3 separate regions of the Mus musculus genome follow, and all the other regions are linked to region 3. A link is a loop called in an ENCODE intact Hi-C map of the cell type or tissue named here. Cell type or tissue: gastrocnemius. All regions are shown on one strand. Links, peaks and the distances in the headings refer to the core of each region. The heading gives the core; the rest is flanking DNA.

Region 1 (7,045 bases), core at 1,489-6,488, 69 kb before region 3:
CTTAGAGGCTATGGGCGGAGCTCAAGCCAGCTGTGAAGCTTCGGTTGGTACTTCAAACACAGAGTCTCCATCTCAGAAGGATGCTTTTCCCTGGCTTCCTGATTTGCCTGACCTCAGAGCATCTCGTAGATACTTTTTGATTGGCTGTTCCCATAAAAGGTATAAAGATACTACTTCTAAAACAGGAGATTGTCAAAGATGAAACAACCCAAATCATCCCTGGGGGATTAAGGTACTGTCATTCATACTCCACACATAGCCGTCTCCTAGGAGACAAGCAAACAAGTCCCTTAAGAGGAGGATGATCATAATAAGCAAAGACAAAAATACTATAATTTAGACTTATCCAATAATTAAGAAAAATCTATTTTTAGCCCATGGGTGAGTTTCTTCTCTTGCTTTTAGCATACAGTATGTTCAATTCCATCCCAGATGTGAGCTGGGGCAGCAAGTCCTTGAGGCCATTAGCTGTTTCTTTTGGCAGATACCACACAATCTGGGAATTGGTGGCTCTGTTCCATCCCAGAGAACAGCTTGAGAAGCCAGGCGGCTCTTGTGTCCACTCAAGGAGCCATGAGACCCTGACTAACCAGGCCGGTATTCCACTCACAGTGAAGCTTCACTGAGAGTCACGCTACTTTTAAATACACCCCCGAGGAAGCCCTATGTCAGTGAGGCAGGCTGAACGGTATCCAGACTTCTCCCAAATAAATCTTGCATTGGGCAGCAGGGAGGAGGGCTAAGTCAGGGATGCATAGCATAGCCTGCCTGCTAAAAGCTCTCTGCTGCCAAATAGCATGTGGCACCAAAGACACCAAAGTGGTTTATAAGGCTTAATAGCATAGTAGTTAATCTTCCTAATAAAGACAAGATCTGGTCTAGTCCGGTTCACAGGAGACCCTCTTCTTCCTCGAGTCCCCGGCATGTCCTGGGCCCATGTTGTTGACCTTCTTCAATGAAGGATGTTGGGGATGCCCTAGGTGTGAAGAGCCATTAAGCTACCCAGAAGGAATAAGGAGTCGTCACTGCACACCCAATTCCTATGATCTAGAGAGGAGGTTGCTGGGTGGGATGCAGGAGTAGACAGAAAGGCCCCCACCCCAAATGGCAGGATGACACTTGCCAGGAATACTCTGAAGCAGAGCATTGCCTGAGTGACAGGGGACAGTGCCATGTGACAGGGGACAGTGCCATGTGACAGGGGACAGCCATACATTTGCCAGATAAGCTCGCAGTGCATCCAGATAGGAGTTCTGATTTTCATCCATTACTGAATAAACTGAGGCACAGAGTAGACAGGAAACTCGCCTCAGCCCAGCCATGTAGAAAGCGGCAGAGCTGTAGTCTGCGGGCAGGCTCAGCACTCTTTATTGGTTCTTTTCTGTTCTTATTTTGAGGCAGAGTCCCCTGCAGCCCAGGCTGGCCTTGGACAGTCTACGGTACCCAGGGTACCCTTGAACTCCTTCCTGTCCCTCCGGCTTCCATCCCCACGTGCTGGGATTACAGATTGGTGCCACCACACCCCAGTCAGGATTAACACTCAACTGCTAGGCTCAGAGGGACAGAAAGATCACATAGATGGGAGACTGCAATTCACTATCTTAAGAATGAGCAAGAAACATCTTAAAGGCTGTGAGGATGGAGAGTCTGTGCAGATATGTGGGGCTGCTGTCGGGATCTTTCTAGGGCAGTGGTTCCCAACCTTCCTAATGCTGTGACCCTTTAACACTATGCCTCATGCCATGGTGACCCCCCCAACCAAAAATTTATTTCCATTGCTGCTTCATAACTGTAATTTTGCTACTGTTATAAATCGTAGTTTAAATATCTGTGTTTTCCAATGGTCTTAGGTGACCCCTATGAAAAAGTCCTTCAACCCCCAAAGAGGTCGTGACTCACAGGCTGAAAACTGCTGTTCTAAAGCAGTGTGCCCCCCACCCCAGATCAGGAGCCCTTGTGACCCCAGAAGCAGTGAATTGCTTTGCTCCATGACAAAGAACACAATGCAGTCATGGTCATGTTCTTGTGAAGTCTGGAAAGCACACCTGTGCTCTTGCAAGGCTGTCGCTCACCTCGAGGTCAAAGCAGAGAGCTTGCATGACTCTCAACCCCACAGCAAGTGCTTGGGGAGAGACAGACACACATACACCCTGAGATCCCGAAGCCTGGGTGCACAAGCTTTCAGAGCACTGACCATTTCTGACATCAGAGCATGTCACTGGTGGCTTGCTATGCCCTCCTTTCCCCTAGGAGCCCATTTCAGTCCTCACCCTGCAGCTTTAAGTCATAGGCAATGCTGCTTGTGAGACAGCCAATGATGATCCTAAAAGTGATCAGCTTTAGAAAAAAATGTCCTCGTTCTTCCTTTATTTTCCCCCAATAGTTCATCCCCTAAGTAACTAATTATGATTATAATAGGCGTGTGCTTATGTACACACTCATGCATGCATGTATGCATGTGTATATGTGTGTGTGTGTGTGTGTAGGTGTGAGTGCATATGGGGAGGCCAGAGGTCAATGTTGGTAGCTTCCTCAGTTGCTCTCTACCTTATCTTTGATATAGGGTCTCTCACTGATTAGCCAAGGTGCATGTGTGTGCGTGCGTGCGTGTGTGTGTGTGTGTGTGTGTGTGTGTGTGTGTTGAGTCTTTTGAGACAGGGTCTCACTATGTACACCTGACTAAGCTAGAACTCACTGCATAGACCAGGCTGGCCTCAAATTCAAAGCCTGCCTCTGAATCACACGTGCTTGGGATGAGAGTAGAGATATATGTCACTACACCCAGCTATATTTTTTTAAGATTTTTAAAATATTTTTGTTTGTTTGTTTGTTTGTTTGTTTTTGTTTTTCGAGACAGGGTTTCTCTGTATAGCCCTGGCTGTCCTGGAACTCATTTTGTAGACCAGGCTGGCCTTGAACTCAGAAATTCGCCTGCCTCTGCCTCCCAAGTGCTGGGATTAAAGGCGTGCGCCACCACGCCCTGCTTTTTTTTATATTTTTATTTTATGTGTGTGTGTGGGTGCTTTACCTGCATATGTGTGTGTACCACTTGCATACCTGATGCCCTTGGATGTCAGAAGAGGGTGTCAAATCTCCTTGGAGTGACAGATGGTCATTAGCCCCTGTGTGAGTACTGGAAACCAAGCCTGGGCCCTCTGCAAGAGCCACAAATGCTCTTAACCACTAAGTCATCTCTCAAGCCCCATAAATTTATAAATTTTGAGTGTGAAAATCTTCACCATATTTCAAAATGTTAGCATGCTCTCCCAATCCAGAAATGGAGCCAAGATTTCAAGACCTGGGGGTCAACATAGTTGAATCTTATCCTGTACCCTAAATGAGTAACTGAGTCTCACCTCCTCAGGGCCTGGGACCATAAAGGTTTCCTTGGCCTCTCTGCCTGCAGCATTGGCTCAGAGACAGCACATCAGAATGTACTGAAAAAAGAGAGTGACCTCATTTTATCATCCACCAGCAGGGGACCTGTGCCCCTGCGTGCAGCACCCAGAGCTCCCCCTGTGTTCACAGCTGCAGCTGCACTGGTTTGTACAATGAAAAGGGTACTGAGGCCAGAGACATGGCCCAGCAGTGAAGGCACTCACCACCAAGCCTAATGACCTGAGTTCAGTCCCACGTGGTGGGAGGAGAACTGGCTCCTGTGGTATCCTCTGACCACCACGTGAGTCATCATTGTACATGTGCACCGCATAAGCTGTGGCATGTGTGCACCCACACAAACATGCCCCCCCACATACAAGTAAATAGCATAATGTAAAAAAAAAAAAAATTTAAAGGAAAACTATGACTATCAGATATAAAGATCCAGATAGAAAACCTGGGGCTGGAGAGGTGGCTCAGCAGTTGAGAGTACTTGTTGCTCTTGCAGAGGACCTGGGTACATTTTCCAACACCCACATGATAGTTTCCAGACTTCTGTAACTCCATTTTCAAGGAGTCAATGCAATCTTCTGACCTCCATGGGCACCAAGTAGGCAAAACATTTACACATGAAAGTAAAGTGAATAAACACAAGAAAGCCCCTTGTCTGAAGAAGGTGTGGGGACCTGGCACTGCCTCCCAGGCCAGGGTTACAGGTTCTCTGAAGGATCATTTGTACACATGTCCCCTCGGCACTTGGGGGTTGAGGCAGGGGGATTGGGAGTTCATGGGACGGCACATAACAAGACTCTGTCTTCACGTAAATACAGTTTATCTCAAGAATTTATCCTCAGGGATACCTTCTTGGATGGAATGCAAGCATCTAGAGCTCCTCTTTACACTGCTGTAGAAAATAGGGGAAATCTGGAAACAACCAAAATGTCCACCAACAGGGAACATCTAAATAAATGACATTAACCCCAAACAAGGCAATGCTCTGTAGCTGCTCAAAGACTATACTCACCTCAACATGCTGGCAGAGACCAATTACTAACACATAGTAAGTACTGTAGCAAACAAGAGAAGGCAGTAGTGCATATTTACCTATAAATATAGTTGTGGGCCGCATAAGGATGTTCAGATCAATGATAGATTAAATGTGCAGGGTTGGGCCTGTAAGATTGTATCATCTAGTGATGTCGTAGCCACCTTAGCTCGTGCAAGCATAGTTCTGACATGTTCACATAACAGCGGAATTCTTTTATAGATCTCAGATGGTATCCGTGCCATCAGTCAGAGCATGAAATATTTATGAAAGGAAGCATAAGAAATTGGAAACAGGAAAACTGTGATTAGAACTCAGGGAGGAGAGGAAACATCTTACTGTTTTCAATGAGAAAGAGGGAGGGGGAGGGGGAGGGACGGGGGAGGGGAGCAGGTTTGAACCCAGGGTCATGTGCAAGCTAAGCAAGTACTTCACCATGAACTACAACCTTCTCGGAGTCTTTAATAAATCTTTTTGAATGTTATTCTATTTTTAGGCATCAAAGATTCAAAACAGTTTTTTGTATACAAATTGGTTAGCAGGTTTATAAAAAGGGTGGAGGGGAAGGTATTTTTTTAGTCTGGCAGAGAGTTCGTTTAGAAGGAACTAAGGAAGAAGGTGGGTTCAGGTTTACAACTCATCCCAGCTCACCCCAAGACCTGACTCTCCACAGCAACAGACAGAGGTGGTCCACGTATCCCAGACCCAAGAAGAAAAGCTGGCTGCTGCCCTCAGTGTAGAGTTACACGACACTTCACGCCAAGTCCAGAGTCTCCAGGCTGAGACGGAATCTTTACGGGCTCTGGTGAGTGTGCCAAGAAAGGCCCTGGTGGTTTTTATGTTTAACTCTCAACTGTCAGTTTGATGTCTCATAGTTCATAGCCTGCAAAGGGCTTCCTTCTTACAGGATGCGGTTTGGGCACCTGAAGTATCTTCTAAACTCTGATCAGATACTGACTCATACTTAACAACTGCCCTGGACACGGCAGGGCCCTGTGGAAATAGCCCTTACCTGCCTCTGCTCGGAATGTTGGCTGCTAACACTCACAGCTGTTCCTTCTCAGATGCCCTGCTTCTTCAGAGACTTGCTATCAGCCAAACAGAAGACTCCTGATCCAAGAAGGCAGGCCGTGCCCTTGACCCAGACAGTGGCAGGCTGATGGTTTTGAAAGCCCAGTCTACTAGCTTCAAAGTGGGAACAGCTGTACAGTGATTTCCACGGTATTGGACGGTGGCCAGTTTTCAAGGAGGCTACCTCCCTGCTTAGCGTCTTCCCTGCCCTGTCGTCTTTTTCTCAGTCAATCCTCCTTTTCCTGAGAGTAATCCTGGAACTGTTTATAAGTTCCAAGATCCTTGTCTCAAGCTCTGCCTCTGGAGCCCTGCCCCAGATGCCTAGTAAGCTCAGGCCCACTGTGGTTTGCAAGCAGGTGCCTTGCAACTACTAATTATTAGTAATTAAAATAATTATAGTCAGCCCCTGTATCCATGGTTTCTCCATCTGTGGATTCAATCAACCTTCAGGAACAACACTGCACCTGCTCTGCATGTGTGCAGCCTATATTTCTTACCAGTGTTCCCTAAACAGCAACCTAATCACCTCTATAGTGGGCTGCACATTGTATCACATGCGAGTCATCTATAGAAATGTCATGAGATTTAAGGAAATATGCAGGAGGAATGTACAGGGCATATGCACATGTGATAGCTATTTCTGTAAAAGACTTATGTCTATAAATTTAGGTATTCTCAGGCATCCTGGACTCAACCTCACACAGCTCCTAAGATGACTAAATTAAGCTCCACCTTCTGGTCTGGATTGGACTGAAGCTCTGTTACGGTAGCATGGCATCTCCCCCATCATTCTAACCAAAGAGCATTGTTGGACCATATGTGTATGTTAGTATGTTTTTACATCTATATCAATGTATCTATATTGATATATCTTATATCTATATATAAGAACTCACCATGTTCCAGGAGCTATACCCAGTGCTTTGGGGACATAAGACACACCAGGGAATAATACTCCTAGGGAATTCAGTGACTTCTATAGAGGAACTGATGCCACCTTAAGAATCACAAGGCTCAGCATGTGAGGGAGTGACAAGGGGGAGACTAGCTCCACTATAGGAGTCCGTATGTTTATTTTTTGGTGGGTATAGAGAAGGGCAGAGTTGGGGTAGGGTCTAGTTGGGGTAGTCTCCACCCACCAGGAAGTCTACCTCTGTCTTTACTCTTCTCCTAGACAGGGAAGTCCTGTGAATTTGGGACGAGTGCTTAGACTTGTGATCTTGAACCCCGGGCTCCTGTCCTCACTGGTCATATGACCTTCTAAGTTTCTATTTTCACCTCTGTCTAGTAAGGATCTATTTTAGTTGTTCTATGTACCTGCTGTCTTTGTGGCTTACGACGTCAGTGAATCATGTGCTCTATCGTCCTGTGATTTAGGAAGAGGTCAGCAGGGACAGCTCTTCCCTATCCCTCGAGGTGTCTGCTGGGCTTGGGACACCCACCGTGGCTTCTTCAGCTCACGTGTGAGATTCCTCAATCGTGACTCTATGTCCTGCTCTCTGAGACCTCTCCATATAGGTAGCTAGCTTGGAGATCCTTGAATTATGGTGG
Region 2 (7,045 bases), core at 774-5,773, 62 kb before region 3:
CTGAGTCAGAACAACCTGTGCACGCATGGGTACATGGTGCCCATCACTCTTGTAAGGCATGTGCCACCACTGCCCAGCTCAGAGATCCCACTCTCCTTTAATCCCAGCACTCGGAAGGCAGAGGCAGGCGGATTTCTGAGTTCGAGGCCAGCCTGGTCTACAGAGTGAGTTCCAGGACAGCCAGGGCTACAACAGAGAAACCTTGTCTCTAATACCCCCCCAAAACAAGAGTGGGATCTGAGATTTCTATTAGTGTACCCCTTGACAATACCCCAAATCATCAAGGAAACCCCTCAGGCCACATAGGGAACTTCCCTAAAACATGGGACAAAAACTATAGCCGGACAGCCCAAGCATGTTCCAGTGATGTGTTTCTCTAAACCACAGCCATTACAGATTCAGTGTCAACAACTCACAAAGAGGACATAGGTTTAGAAGTCTGTTCAAAACAAAAATCTATTTCCTACATAAAATGAGAGAGAGAGAGAACAAACCCAAGGCCATGAGAACAAATGATTCTCCAAGTCTAGGCCATTTCTGCATGCCCACTGCTGTAAAGGGCTCTCAGATCTCACAAGCTAAACAGCAACTAAGGCCAGAGGCTGCTCTACGCTTAGTACATAGTATCTCACACTGCTTCCTAAAAGGCACTAGACCGGCTATCTAACTCAGAGTTCACATGTCCTGTGGAGTTAAGAACACCCACGGGCTGGGGAGAGAACTCAGGCAGGGAAGAGCTTGTCCTGAATTCCATCACCTAAACCTGTATATTGAGGGGGGGGCAGGAAAGCTGGGCATGGTGGTGTGCCCAGCACTGAAAAGGATAAGCCAGAGAAAGATCCTGCCTCAAAAAGAAATAAACACTAAGGAATAGTGTCTGAGGTTGTCCTCTGATGTACACACACACACACACACACACACACACACTGGCATACAGACCCCACACTCATGAACACTTACAAGATTTAGCTAATATGATAACTTTGCCTAACAGCACCACCAACAAGAATCTATTTCTGCTATAGCAGTTAGAAGTCTATTTTTAAAAACATGCCCTGGAGGATTGGGTACAGGAATTTAATTCATCAAGATTTGATTGAATCCAACTTAGAAAAAAAAATTTGTTTTTATGTGTTACATAGCCAGTGTAGCACATACCCTTAATCTCAGCACTTGGGAGGCAGAGGCTGGCAGATCTCTGTGAGTTCAAGACCAGCCTGGTCTACATAGTGTGTTCCAGGACAGCCAAAGCTTATAGTGTGAGACTCTATCTTTAAAAAACAAAAAAATGGTAGGGTAGGTACTGAGGCTGCAGAGATGGCTCAGCATTTAAGAGCATGTGCTAGCCTTGCAGAAGGCCCACATTCAGTTCCTAAAACCCATGTCAGGTGACTCACACCCACCTATTCCTCTGGCTCCATGGGCTCATCTGACCTCCATAGGCACCCACACTCATGTGTTCACACCCTCATTCAGACACACATGAATTTACAAAATTAAAAATAATACGCTGGGTATGGTGGCGCACACTTTTAATCCCAGCTCACGGGAGGCAGAGGCAGGCAGATTTCTGAGTTTGAGGCCAGCCTGGTCTACAAAGTGAGTTCCAGGACAGCCAGAGCTATACAGAGAAACCCTGTCTGGAAAAACCTAAATAAATAAATAAATAAAAACACAATTTTGGCTGAAGAGATGACTCAGCAGTTAAGTGTACTTACTGCTCTTACAGAGGACCCAGATTCTGTTTCTAGCACCCACATGGCAGCTCACAACGTCTGTGACTTCAGTTCCAGGGGTTCCAATGCCTCTTCTGACCTCTGTGGGCTTCTGCACACATGTGACAGACATACACTTAGTATACACATACACATAAAACAAATAAGAAAAAAAATTAAGAAAAAAAAGTCTCTTCAAAGCCAGATACTAAAATATAAGGTCACTCTACTTGGAGCTATTAAATATGGGCACACTGATGCTTAGTTTCTGACCAGCCTGTGCTAACTTTCAGGGCACCGGACACAGAAAGATGAGAAGAGACAGGTCCTTAGTCTGATGGGAAGAGAGAGCAGCAGGGCAATAAACATAACCACAGAGCAGGTGCCTTCATCCAGGTGACACATATGTCCCAAACACCTGGCCTGCACAGGCCCTTTCCTGGCACTGAGGGTACAGAGACCAGTTTTCTGCTAAGTCCCGCCATTTTGTGAGAAAGGCACATCCCTGTGGTAAGTTCAAGGACATGCGCATGCTTGGAGCCATGGAAACAGGGGAGCTCCTAGCCCAACTGAGGGGCATCGAGGAAGGCTTCCTAGAGAAAGTGACCCCTGAACCTGAGCTTGGGGGTGACTAGGAAGGAATGGAATTGGAATACTGGAGAGGCAGAGAGGGACAGTGCAGGTGTAAGAAACGATATGCAGCTTTATATAATGGCACGCACCTTTCATCCCAGCAGCTTGGCAGGCAGAGGGAGCTCTGTGAGTTCGAAGCCAGTCTGGTCTACAGAGTAAGTGGCCAGAGCTATACAGTGAGACCCTGTCTGAAAAAGAAGAAGGGGAGGAGAAGGAGGAAGAAGAGGAAAAAAAAAAAAACAATATGAACCCCATAAGCTTCCAAGACCAGAAATGTTGACACTAATATAGAGTAGGAAATGAAATGGAAAGTCAGAGCCAGCAATGGCAACCATTCTAGGGCCCCTTGGGAGCCACTGGGGTGATAACTAAGCAGAGGAGATAAAAACCCAGATGTGTATTTTGCTAAGGCACTGTAGGAGCTGTGTGGAGAATGTAGGAAGGCAGAAACTAAAAGCAGGGTGTTGCACAAAGACACCGCTGAGCTGACCTTGGGTGATAAACATCCAATCCCAGGCCACAGTGTTGGGGGAGAAAAGGCAGTGTGGGTGTGAAAGCTTCACAGGAGGTGTAAAAGCCGGGACTCTATCCATCCATGGCCGCGATGACAGAAAGGGAAGTCTGGGGTGCATCTTCTCCCAGCTTCCCCAGCCGAAGCACCCATAGCCAACGTAGACATCTGCGCCGGAGGTACCAATGCAGGAGTCATGATCCGAAAGCTAGCAACCTGAGGGAGGTAGCCATCAGCCACACAGACCCGGAATCCCTGCTGTAGGGTCTCTAGCTCCCTGTGAGGCAGTTGAAACTCACCAAGGAGCAATAGGACGGGACCTAACAAAGATGTATTATTAAACAGCACAGAAAAACACTGAGAGGTAACGGACAGACACATGCATTTCAGCTCCCCCCTGGCCATTCTCTCTTGCCCGTTGCAAAAGGTCCGTGAAGCAGAGTGGGGCCTTCTGGCTCTCCCCCAGGGCCACGGAGACCGATCTCTATCATTCTACGGGGTTGACAACATCAGAAAAATGGGTAGAACAGGTCGGTCACACATTTCCTACCTGGACCGCCCAAGCCGATAACCTTCACTCTTTTGTAGAAACGAGGCCTGGAAAACAGCTTGCACGACGCCCAGCACTGGCATGACATGGAACTGCAGAACCTGGGTGCCGTGGTGGGCAGGCTGGAGGCAGAGCTGGCAGAGATCCGCTCAGAGACAGAACAGCAGCAGCAGGAGCGGGCACACCTGCTGGCGTGCAAGAGCCAGCTACAGAAGGATGTGGCATCCTACCACGCCCTGCTGGACAGAGAGGAGAACAAGTATGGACATGTGATGTGCTCGGGTTCCTCCTTATCTGCAGGGAGGATGCAAATGGGGCATGGGGGTGGGGTTGGGCTGAATTGGTAGAGAGAACACTTGCCTAGGATTCACAGTCCCTGGGTTTAACTCCCAGGACTGCATAAACCTGCTCATGATGACCCCTGCTATCACAGTGTACTCAAGACCAGAACAGGGAGAAACAAAAAGCCTTTTTCTTAAACGACTCTTAAACCTCTTTTTTTTTTTTTTGAATTGAGATTTTTATTTATTTTTATTTTATGGGTGGGTGTTCTGCCTACATGTAAGTCTGTGAATCACCTGTGTCATACACGTGGAGATCGGAAGAAGGGGCAGGAGTTAGATAGTTGTACGCTACCACATGGGTGCTGGAGTTGAATCTAGGTCCTCAGAAGAGCAGCCAGTGTCTCTCAAACATTTTGAAGAGGCTTCCTGTCGACTTTCTTCTAGCTGAGTGACATACCAGCAGGGCTGCTGAGAAAACTATGTTTAATTTGGAGTCTACAGGGAAGACAAACAAGGTGTTATGAATGACAGTGGAGTTGCCCACTGTCCCTTTTGTGAAAAACTGACTTCACAAAATCACCCTCTGGTTTTTATTATGCACCGTGGCACACGTGTATATGTGTGTGAGCATTTACATGTGTGCATTCACATACACATATATGCATGCACAAACACACAAATACTAATAAATAAAAATAAAGTACAAAAGACTACTTAGGGATCACACTGTCCAACCTCTCACAACTCAAGAGAGAATGGGAAGGCCCATGTGGAGGGTGGGGGTTGTCCACGGTCACACACAGAGGTTGAAGCAACTCTGGGACTAGTGGCCCTCTTTCAAAGAGCATAGCATCCCATTGCTGGGATGAACAACCACAGAACCATCTGCAAACCTTCCAGCACCTCCTTTCAAGTGGAAAAACCGTCATCTCTCTCCCCCAACTGTCTTTTTGTCCAGTTGCTTTCTGTGGAATGTGAAAGATGTTCCTAACAAAACTAAATCCTTCAGATTCCTGCACGCATATGAGTAAATATATAAAGTTTTAAATAAACATGGAGGAGTAAAGGGGTGGTATGTAGTTCAAGTACCCACCGAATGGCTGTTCCGCAGATGTCCAGCCCTAACCCTGGCCGTCCTCATTCCCTCCTGTGCCCACCAGATCACCACACATCCCCAGTTACTGACAGGACTTCACATCCCAGAGTTCTGGAAGTCATTTGTCCAAAATCCATCAAACCACAAAACAGGGGTTCGAACCTTGGCACTGTCTTATTCCAAAGACCAAATTCTTTCTCATAACATGGCTTCCTTTCCCACACTCCTACCGTGGTATCTTTACTGAGGTTCCGTTTCTGCCGCTTCTGACTCACGTGTGTTTCTTTTCAGCTAATGGGAAAACCAAAAAACGACTTCCTCTTTTCACAAAGAAAACTCTGCCTTCCTCGGCAGCCCACCGGTGACGTCTGAAGAACCTCAGTGGCTGCTGGACTCCCTAGCTGACTCAGACGGAGCTCCCTGGGGGTGGAGAGAATTCTGCTCCCATTTCTGTAGTCTGTAGCTTGAACAACCGAGGCCTCTCTGAATAAATACTTTGCGTGTGGCTCCCAGTCTGCCATTTGCTGTGGCTAACTTGCTGGTGGTGCAGAAACCCTTCCTTTTCTCTGCAGGTCCCAGGGCCTCTTTGGGGATTTGGGTTGGTGTTTCATGAGTATGTGCGTGTGTTTGTTTTGTTGGTTCAAAGGATAGGACCCAGGGCCTCATGCATGCTAAGTGTGTATGATACACTACACCCCCCATACTGGGAGCCATTCTTGGATGCTTCTAGACAGCATGTTGAGCCTGTTAAATGAGTCCATCAGTCTCATCATTGCCTCAAGGTCAACTGTTCTGGTTTTATCAACACACAAAGGCTGTTCATTCAAAAGTTCTGCACTTGACGGGTACCCTGGTCACATGCAAATCTCTCTCTCTCTCTCTCTCTCTCTCTCTCTCTCTCTCTCTCTCTCTCTCTCTGTCACACACACACACACACACACACACACACACACATCTCATTTGCCCATAGCATAACACCTCTCCATCAGTTTCAACCCATGGGGGACTAATTAGGTTGTGGTAGTTCACCCATTTACAGCCTCAACATTTCTTTTTTGGGATCCACATGCCAGCGCCCTCCACCCCCCCCCCCCGCCCCCCACGCCAGCCCTCTCAAGGCTCGGGCCAGCCAAATCTATTCATGCATCTGCTTCCCACGAAGGCAAGACCCTCCTGCCCTCAGATTACAACTGAAACCACCACCTGTGTGGGACCACAGGCTCTCAGTGCTTCTAAAACCACACACCACCACACCACAAAAACAAACACGTCTGTTTCTGTTACCTGCCTGCTACACAGAATTAGACCAAGATAAGCTCCGTCGTTGTCCCTTTGTCACTGTGAGCTACTTACCCCAACAGAGGGATACATCCCTGTGTGGGAACATTTGAAGACCTTCATATGGATGTAAAGTCCCAAAAAGACCAATAAACAGTGTTTACCTTTATTTAAAAACAAACAGCCGAGAATGTGAGGTTGCACACCTTTAATCTCAGCACTCAGGAGGCAGAGGCAGGTGGATCTCTGTGAGTTCAAGGCCAGGCTGACATACAAAAAAGAGTTTCAGAACAGTCAAGGCTGTTACACAAAGGAATCCTGTCTCAAAAAACAAAACAAGCCAACAACCTTTTAAAAGAAGCAAGGTGTGTCCTGGTTAGGATTCTGTCCCGTAGATTTCCTTGCTGGCCTGCAGGACCAAAGAAAGAGAACCCACGAGTCTCCCAGAAGGCCAGTTACTTAGACTCTACACAATATCTTTACATAATTCAGTGTCTGAAGTCCAGAAATAGAAAAGACACCACTTACGCTCCGTTTCAGCTAAGCCTCCACTGCCCTGCTAGCTTGCTCGCTGCGAACTGCTCCTAATTGAACCACCTGGGTGCAAAAGCCATCAGGAAGACAGTGCAGCTGTCTCAGCGACATTGGATGCTGCAAGACCTTCTTGCCTTTCTTATTATCCTTAATTATTATTTCCAAGCCAAGATTTCAGTTTCCAACCTCTACACAGCCCAGGGCCTGGAAGGTGAAGAGGACCCCATGCTGGGGTTTTGTTTGTTTGTTTGTTTGTTTGTTTGTTTTTGCCGAATCTGGAAGCCACTGGTATGCAAGGAGAGTAGATGCGCGCCCTCTCAAGGGTTTCTCCCAGTGGGGCTGCGAGTTTTAGACTCTTCTGCCCTGCAAATCTCCACGAGCAGGTGCCGCGAGTCAGAAAGTTAATCACCTTTTGGCAGGGGAAGATCATGACTGACGGCTGCT
Region 3 (7,045 bases), core at 1,068-6,067:
GAACACACAGGTGCTTGTGTACCACACCTGCATTCACCTAGACCACCAGCAATGAGAAACAACAGCAAACCACGTTTGGCAGTGTAGGCCTAGAACCTCAACACTTTTGGAGACAGAGACAGGAGTGTTATCTATCACTCGGCCCTCCTGGGCTACACAGGAAGACCTTGTTTAAGGAAGAGAGAGAGCCAGCTGGAGAGAGGACTCGGTGATGAGAAGTACTTACCGCTCTGCCAGAGGCTTGTGTTCAGCTCCCCGCTCCCATATCAAGTGGCTCACAGTAAATCCAGGCTTAGGGGTTCAGATGTACAGTCACATCCATGTACTGATGCATGCACATAAAATAAAGATAAATACATCTTTTTGGAAAGGAGAAAAATGGGTGGGGTGTTCAACTGATAAAATAGTTGCAGGATACAGGAAACAGCTTTGTAGACAGTGGTGGGATTTAACCTCAGCAGAGGGAGGCAAAGGCAGGAAGATCTCTGAGTTCAAGGCCAGACAGGGCTACACAGGGTGACTCTATCCTAAAAACAAATGAAAGGAAACAGAAACAAAATGAGAGAGAAAGGAGAAAGAGAGAGAGAATTGGAAGTGGAGATTCAAGACCATCCTTGGCTCTGTGTTCAAGGTTAATTTAGGATACTTTAGACACTGTCTTAAAATGAGGGGGGTGGGGAGCAGGAAAGGGCAGAAAAAGAAGGAAAGAGGAAAGAAGACAAGGAAGGTAAAAAGAAAGTTTGCTAAGAGATGTTAAGCAAAGCTGGTGGCACTGGGCAGTGCTGAACTTGGACAATACCACAGGAAGATATGTGGTGTCACAAAAGGAAGTCACCTAGGAACCATCCTGGGCTGGGGGAAGAGAACAAATATGTCTGCTTATTAGCCAGGTGTGGTGGCGCACACCTTCAATTTCAGCACTTAGGAGGCCCAGGCAGGTGAATCTCTGAGTTTGAGGTCATCTCCGTCTTCAGAGCCAGTTCCAAGGCAGCCAGGACTACATAGTGAAACCTGTCTCAAAAAACAAAACAAAAGAAAGGTCTTCTTATTGTTGGCTACAGCCATAGAGCCTTCATTTATCCATCGATATGTTCAGAATGTAGGTCTTCAATAGCCACAACTAGGGAAGGACTTGTAAGGAAAGACAGGAGGGAACAGGTGTGGAAAGACATCCCTCCATTTACTAGCTGGGTCCTATCTTTCCCCCAAGGCTACAGACATAGGACTTAGCCATTTCCTCAGTGGTTGTCACAGCTTTCTCCTCTACCCTTTAGAGGAAGCAGAAGTTTAATGCATACCCAGACCACACGTCTCATAGAGAAACACACATTTGATTCTCCAAGGCCCCAAAGTCAAGTCAGGTGGAAACAAGGATATTTTTTATCCCCTTCTCTGTCCTAAGATCCAGCATAGGAGCCAAAGTTAAACTGTAGCAATCACTCAAACTCAAGTCAGAGCAGGAGCAATTCTAGGTGCAATTGTGTAACTAAAAACAAGGAAACTCCAACATCTGTATTGGGTCATTCATTCTTTAGCTGGTAGAGAGCCTCTCTAGCAAGAATGGAAACCCCTAGTATCGCTAACATAGGCACAAAAGTGCATGCCTGAATTCTCAGCACTTGGGATGGTGGAGGCTGGAAGGTCAGAAACACATTATCTTTTCTATGTATGGCGTTCAAAGCAGCCTGGGGTAGGTGAGACCCGGTCCCAAAACAAAGCAATCTCCCCCAAGCAAACAAAAAGCTTTCTGGGCTGCAGATGTTTCGGGGATCAAGTATTCACATAGTATGTGCCAATAGGGTGAAGACCCAGGAAAAGGAGGGGTTTTGTGTGTTTTCTTTTTGTGATTCTGTGGACAGACTCTGCGCTGACATGCGCCTGTCGCACGCTACCACCAAAATCACATTCCCAGCCATTCTCCATCTCACAAGAGCTAGCGTTAGAGGGTCAGATTTATTTAGCCTGACCCTGGTAGACACAGCTAGTCAAAATCAGTTCCCTTCCTTTCATGCACTGGCTTATTTAAGATCCTTCCGTAAATGGAACCACGAATACTAATCCAGCGCTCCTCATCAAAAGCATTCCATTCAGAAGAAAAGTAATAGGTGCCCGACCAGAGAGGGTGCGAGTACAGAAAAGCAGGGCAGGAGGACCAAGCTTGAACATAGCTGGCTTAACATGGTCTCTTTCCTTTTCCTGAAAGTTCAAACGCCTACCAGGCCACAGTCCTGGCGAGCAGACGCACGTGTACCCTGCGCATGCGCGCAACCAAGGCACACCCGCCCCCTCCGGCTGGTCTTCTTCAGCCAAGTCACCAACCCTCTAAATGCCCGCCCTCAAGGCAAATTCCCTGGCCAATCGGAGGCAGGAGTCACTAGGGACGTCACTCTCTTTGCCTACACCCGCTTTCTCCCCGCCCCCATACAGGGCACCGCCCCGTAGAAGGAACGGATTGTCACCTAAGCGCTCCGTCCGGGCATCTGATTGGCTCTCCCGGAAGACCCGCCCCCTTCTCATCCCGCCGCCCGCCCCCCTCGGCGCGCCCACAGCGGCGGGCGGAACCGAGCGCGCAGGCGCGGCGCTGCCTCTCTCTGCTGGTGGCCCGCCCTCCCTCCTCCCCTCCCTCCCCTCCCCGTCCCCTCTCCCCCTCCTCAGGCCCGCGCGTCTTCCTCCCGCACGCGCCGTCGTTAGCCGAGCGCTCGCCGGTGCGCGCCTTCCTTGTCCCTCAGGCAGCGGGGCGGGCGCGACCCTGCTCCACGCTCGCGGTTCCCAGCGAGGAACGTACCACCAGAGCACGGGGGGAGCCGGCCGCCCTGCCGCCCGCGCCTCGGCGACCCCGCGGGGCTGAGGCGACGCCGCACCCTGCAGCCTGAGCGCACAGCCGGCCTTGACCCAGAGCTCGGAGCCGCGAGCGCCGCGCCCTCCGCCGGCCCCACCCATCCGGACCGCGGCCATGGCCGAGACCGAGGAGCGGAGCCTGGACAACTTCTTCGCCAAGAGGGACAAGAAGAAGAAGAAGGAACGGAGCAGTCGCGCGGCCAACGCGGCGAGCGGCGCGGGCGGGAGCAGCGCGGCGGCGGGCTCCAGGCCGGGCGATGGCGGGAGCCTGGGCTCCGGTGCCAGGTCGGGCGACGGCGGGAGCTTGGGCTCCGGCTCCAGGTCGGGCGACGGCGGGAGCTCGGGCTCTGGTGCTAGGTCCGGAGACGGCGGGAGCTCGAGGTCCGGAGACGGCGGGAGCGCGGGCCCCGCCGGCAAGGCCATAACGAAGGTGAGGGTCGGGAGGCCGGCGGCCGGCCGCATGTGCCCGCCCCCGCCGGCCCGGGAGGCCACGTGACTCGGGCTTCGCACGTCGGCCCGGCGGGCGGGCGGGCTCGCGGTCCTCGGCCCCCGGGGCTCGTCTGGCCGCCCCCGTCCGCGGCCCTCTGCGCGCCGCGCCCTCTGGGCCACGGGGGTTGGGCCGGTCCCCGGGTGACGTGTGCCCGAGTCCTCGTGGTCCCGCTTGAGCCCCGCTGGGGCCGGATTTCATGTTCTTAAGGTGTTCCGAGGCTCCTCTGTGCCGCCCGGGCCAGCGTGGCTTACTCTCCCAACCACGGCCACGCAGGGCTGGGAATTGAGTTGTGGAATTTCTGTCGCCTTCTCTCCGCCGCTCAGCTCGCCCTGGGCTTGGGTTTAAGTAAAAGCGGCGGCAGAGAGGGCGTTTGGGAATTAGGCACGTCTCCGGATCTTGCAGGAACGGGCTAAACTTTACCGTCCGGCCACTAGCCCCAATTTTTGAGACAAGGTCTCACGGTGTAGCTCTGGTTGGCCTCCAGTTCACAAAGAGCCTCCGGCCTCTGTCTCTGGAGTACTGGGATTAAAGGTCTGTGTCACTGTCTGCAATTTTGTTTTTTTTTTGTTGTTGTTGTTGTTGTTGTTTTTTGTTTTTTTTAAAGATCACATTTATTTGCTTATTTGTGTGCGCGCACTCCTGTGTACGTGTGCGGAGAGGTTAGAGGCCGGGGTAAATTCTCTCTTCCCACCACGTGGGCCTGGAGAGTTAGACTCTCTGGTTCTCGGTGTTGACTGCCGCCGATTCTTAGACCGACTCAAGAATCCTGGCGACCACTGATGGAATTTTTCCGAGTCTGGAATCTGTTTACCAAGATCTCTAATTAATTAATTCGATGTTTCGCGGGTACCTTTACCAGTTTGGGGAATCCCGTTGGCCCTTGATGCCTTTTAGTCTGAAGTGGGCTTACCAAAAACTAATCAGGTGTTGTTTCTTCCATAGGATGAAAATGAGTGGAAAGAATTTGAGCAAAGAGAGGTTGATTACAGCGGATTAAGAGTTCAGGCAATGCAAATAAGGTAGGATGTGATTACACGTGGGATTAGGTAACCTTGTTAAGTAGTGCACGCGTTTACTTTTTTTTTTTTTTAAATGCCCTCTGTGTCATTAAATTAGTTGCCAACTCTAAAATCCTGTGGTTTCCCTATTTGCAGCTATGTGGATTTTTGGCTTGACTAAAATGGATTTTTGTCATTTAAAAATTTTTAACACTTCGTGTTTGAATTTAGGTGGTCTTCCCTACCCCTAGTAGGGCTCCTGTAGTTCACTCGCTGCCCTGAGAACTTACTGTGTGACTCAGGAGAAGAAGGGGCTTGTTTTTTTTTTTTTTTTCCAAAAAAAAATATTTGAAGCGAGTTGCCTGTGTAATACATGTCTGTACTGTCTTCTGGAATTGGAATTACAGCTGTTAGTGTGGGTTCTGTGAGCTGGACCCTGATCTGTGGAAGACCGCTGAGCGACATGTCACCTTGAACTCTTAATTCTAAAGTGTCCACCCAAATGTACCACCAAGCTGTGCAGGAACTTAGTTTTTTCTTTTACTTACTTAGTAAAATTGTTTTCTAGTTCTCTCTGGTAATTGCAGTGTAGGATACTTCCAACATACACGAATTTGCATTGACCATGAAGCCACCTTGAATACCCACTACCCCAGTCAAAAAATTGAACGTTAATAGAGGCTCTTCTGAACCTATCCCCAAAAGTAGCTTACCCTAGCCCTCGTTTGCACAGTTCTTAGCTGTGTATTCCGGACTGAACTTGAGCTGCTGGAATTGCAGGCCTGTGCTACCTGCCATTTCGGGCTCTGAGGTGACTGGTTTTCAAAGTTCAGGAAAACAGTCATTTTCACAGTTGGATTGGTTGATTTAAGAGAACCTACATTGTCACGTTCAATCTGTGGTAGTTCATTTTAGATCTGGTTTTAAAAGTAACATGTTTGGAAAGATTTTTTTTTTAAGTAGAAAGGGTAAGTATTTAAGGTAAGGTTTTTGAAGTTCAAAAGTGAGTAGGGCTCTATTGCCTTAAAATCCTTTACTCATCTTACACAAGCAAAATGATTGGAAATTGTCTTTGGTTTGAAGCTTGCAATTTGTAGAGAATTCCAGTGACCATATGGGACAGTTGTTGAGGAAATAACTTTCTTAACTCTAAATTAATCTTTTAAAATCTAGATTATATATGATCTGAGGTAACTTATTGAAAAGCCAGGTAGTATATTTTAATGTATGGTTAGTGTCTGTACCACCCAGGCATTCATATCCCTAGGTGTTCTCACTTGTGAATTTACCAAATTAAACATTGTTTTTTATAGTAGGGAACTTAGAAGTTATCTCCCTTTTTGGTGTGGCTTTAGTGTTTTGTTTTGCTTTGTTTTTCCTTTTTTAAAGATTTAATTACATATGTATGTCTGGGATGTATATGTACATGTATGTGCATGCAGGTGCCTGTCGAGGCCAGAAGAGAGCGCATCAGTTCCCTTGAAACTGGAGTTACAGGTAGTTGGGAGCTGTGTTCTAGGGACTGAATTTGTATCCTCTACAAGAGCAGTATATAAGCTTATGAGTAATTTTAGAAAATACTTGGTGGTGAAAGCCTTAACTGTCAGCTGTTGAGAAGCTGAGGTGGGGAGAATAAGAAAAATCAGGTGCGCTTGGGTTAGAGTGAGTTTAAGGTTACTCTGAGCAATTTAGTGAGACCCTATCTCAAAACTTAAAAGAAAAAGTAGAAAATGTTCTTGTTTTGTATCTCCAAGTCTGATCTATAAATCTGGAGAGGGAGTTTACAGGTTCCTTTCTTTTATCTGGATGTGGTCCCTGCTCTGAAGTTAAATTATGCCCTTGAGTGGTAATTTCTGGACATATTGACTTGAATTTTAGTGGGTAAAAGTAACACTTTCTGAAGGTAGAGGGGTGGCCTTCAAGTTTTTTCAGTATAAAATTTGATTTTGTTAAATTATGGAGAACATTTAAATTGAACTGGTTTTCTAACAGGATATAAAATTCTTTATTTTAACTTTTTTAGAGTCAGGAAGTTGTTAATAAACTGTTAGGATCTACTTGTCTCTGCCCTGCAGTGTTGACATGCCTGGCTTTCATGTGGGGGCCAGGGGTTTGAACTCTGCTCTTTTTACTTTTACAGCAAGTGTTCTTACCATATATACAGATGAACAGTTGTGATTTACTGTGTTGGTGAGTGAATAGATTCAAAGAGTGAATGAATAACTGAAAGCAACTGCTTCAGTGTATGCAGGTGTAAATGCCATGTAGGTGGGAATCTTTTTCACCTTTTTTGGATGCATTAGGTTGTTGGGATATTACCACACCCAGATGATTACCTATTTCATCCCTGAAGCAATTATAGTATTGACATGGCTTTACAATTTAAAAAGGCAAAAAAAAAAAAACCTCTTGAAAAAATTATGAAGATTGGAAACCACAATTAGCCTGGGTAATTATAAACTTCATACTAGCTAATAAGCTACTGTTAGACAATGGTGTTGTGCTATCTGATCAGATTTTTACGATCCATTAGAGAATAACATGTTCCCATCTCTTTTTCAAATGAAAGCTAGAATTTTTTACTTCCTGTTACGAAGGTGATATATGTACTGAGTGTATAAATTTGCTCTTCGTATTGGTGATATCTAAAAGCCAGCCAGTATCATCTTGAAAGCCTGACCATTAAATGACAGAGATGGCAGAACCTGGACTTGAGCAA

Evidence for each region. Hi-C counts contacts between places; a loop is a spot of excess contacts. Peaks named below come from ENCODE experiments on the same cell type or tissue, not always from the same donor. Only the 100,000 strongest peaks of a DNase experiment are listed, where the experiment ranks them.
Region 1: a loop joins it to region 3, with 3.0 times the contacts of the local background. A loop is called at or near these places in 12 of 42 quality-filtered maps.
Region 2: it touches region 3 in a loop (2.6-fold over the local background); 11 of 42 quality-filtered maps call a loop at or near these places.

The regions. Positions count from the first base shown.
Region 1 is chr9:103,430,842-103,437,886 of GRCm38, reverse strand. It overlaps Bfsp2 (beaded filament structural protein 2, phakinin), which reads left to right. Exons shown (of 7, transcript NM_001002896.3): 5 at 5,097-5,228. All of the region lies in intron 5 of 5830418P13Rik (RIKEN cDNA 5830418P13 gene), which reads right to left. Among named protein-coding and RNA genes, the nearest start is that of 5830418P13Rik, 11 kb to the right of the region's middle. In gastrocnemius, for the core only: a CTCF peak has its summit at 3,482; DNase peaks (open chromatin) are centred at 5,223 and 5,611; H3K4me3 peaks cover 533 bases; H3K27ac peaks cover 2,459 bases.
Region 2 is chr9:103,423,180-103,430,224 of GRCm38, reverse strand. Bfsp2 (beaded filament structural protein 2, phakinin) reads left to right here. Exons shown (of 7, transcript NM_001002896.3): 6 at 3,448-3,668; 7 at 5,081-5,301. The coding sequence ends at 5,084. 5830418P13Rik (RIKEN cDNA 5830418P13 gene) reads right to left here and starts at 6,647. Exons shown (of 6, transcript NR_040466.1): 1 at 6,596-6,647; 2 at 3,410-3,648; 3 at 2,839-3,075; 4 at 2,438-2,536; 5 at 1,719-1,827. In gastrocnemius, for the core only: no CTCF peak of the experiment used is centred there; a DNase peak (open chromatin) is centred at 3,556.
Region 3 is chr9:103,361,277-103,368,321 of GRCm38, reverse strand. Cdv3 (carnitine deficiency-associated gene expressed in ventricle 3) reads left to right here and starts at 2,542. Exons shown (of 5, transcript NM_175565.3): 1 at 2,542-3,268; 2 at 4,271-4,347. The coding sequence starts at 2,954. In gastrocnemius, for the core only: no CTCF peak of the experiment used is centred there; DNase peaks (open chromatin) are centred at 2,399, 3,292 and 4,022; H3K4me3 peaks cover 3,414 bases; H3K27ac peaks cover 3,259 bases.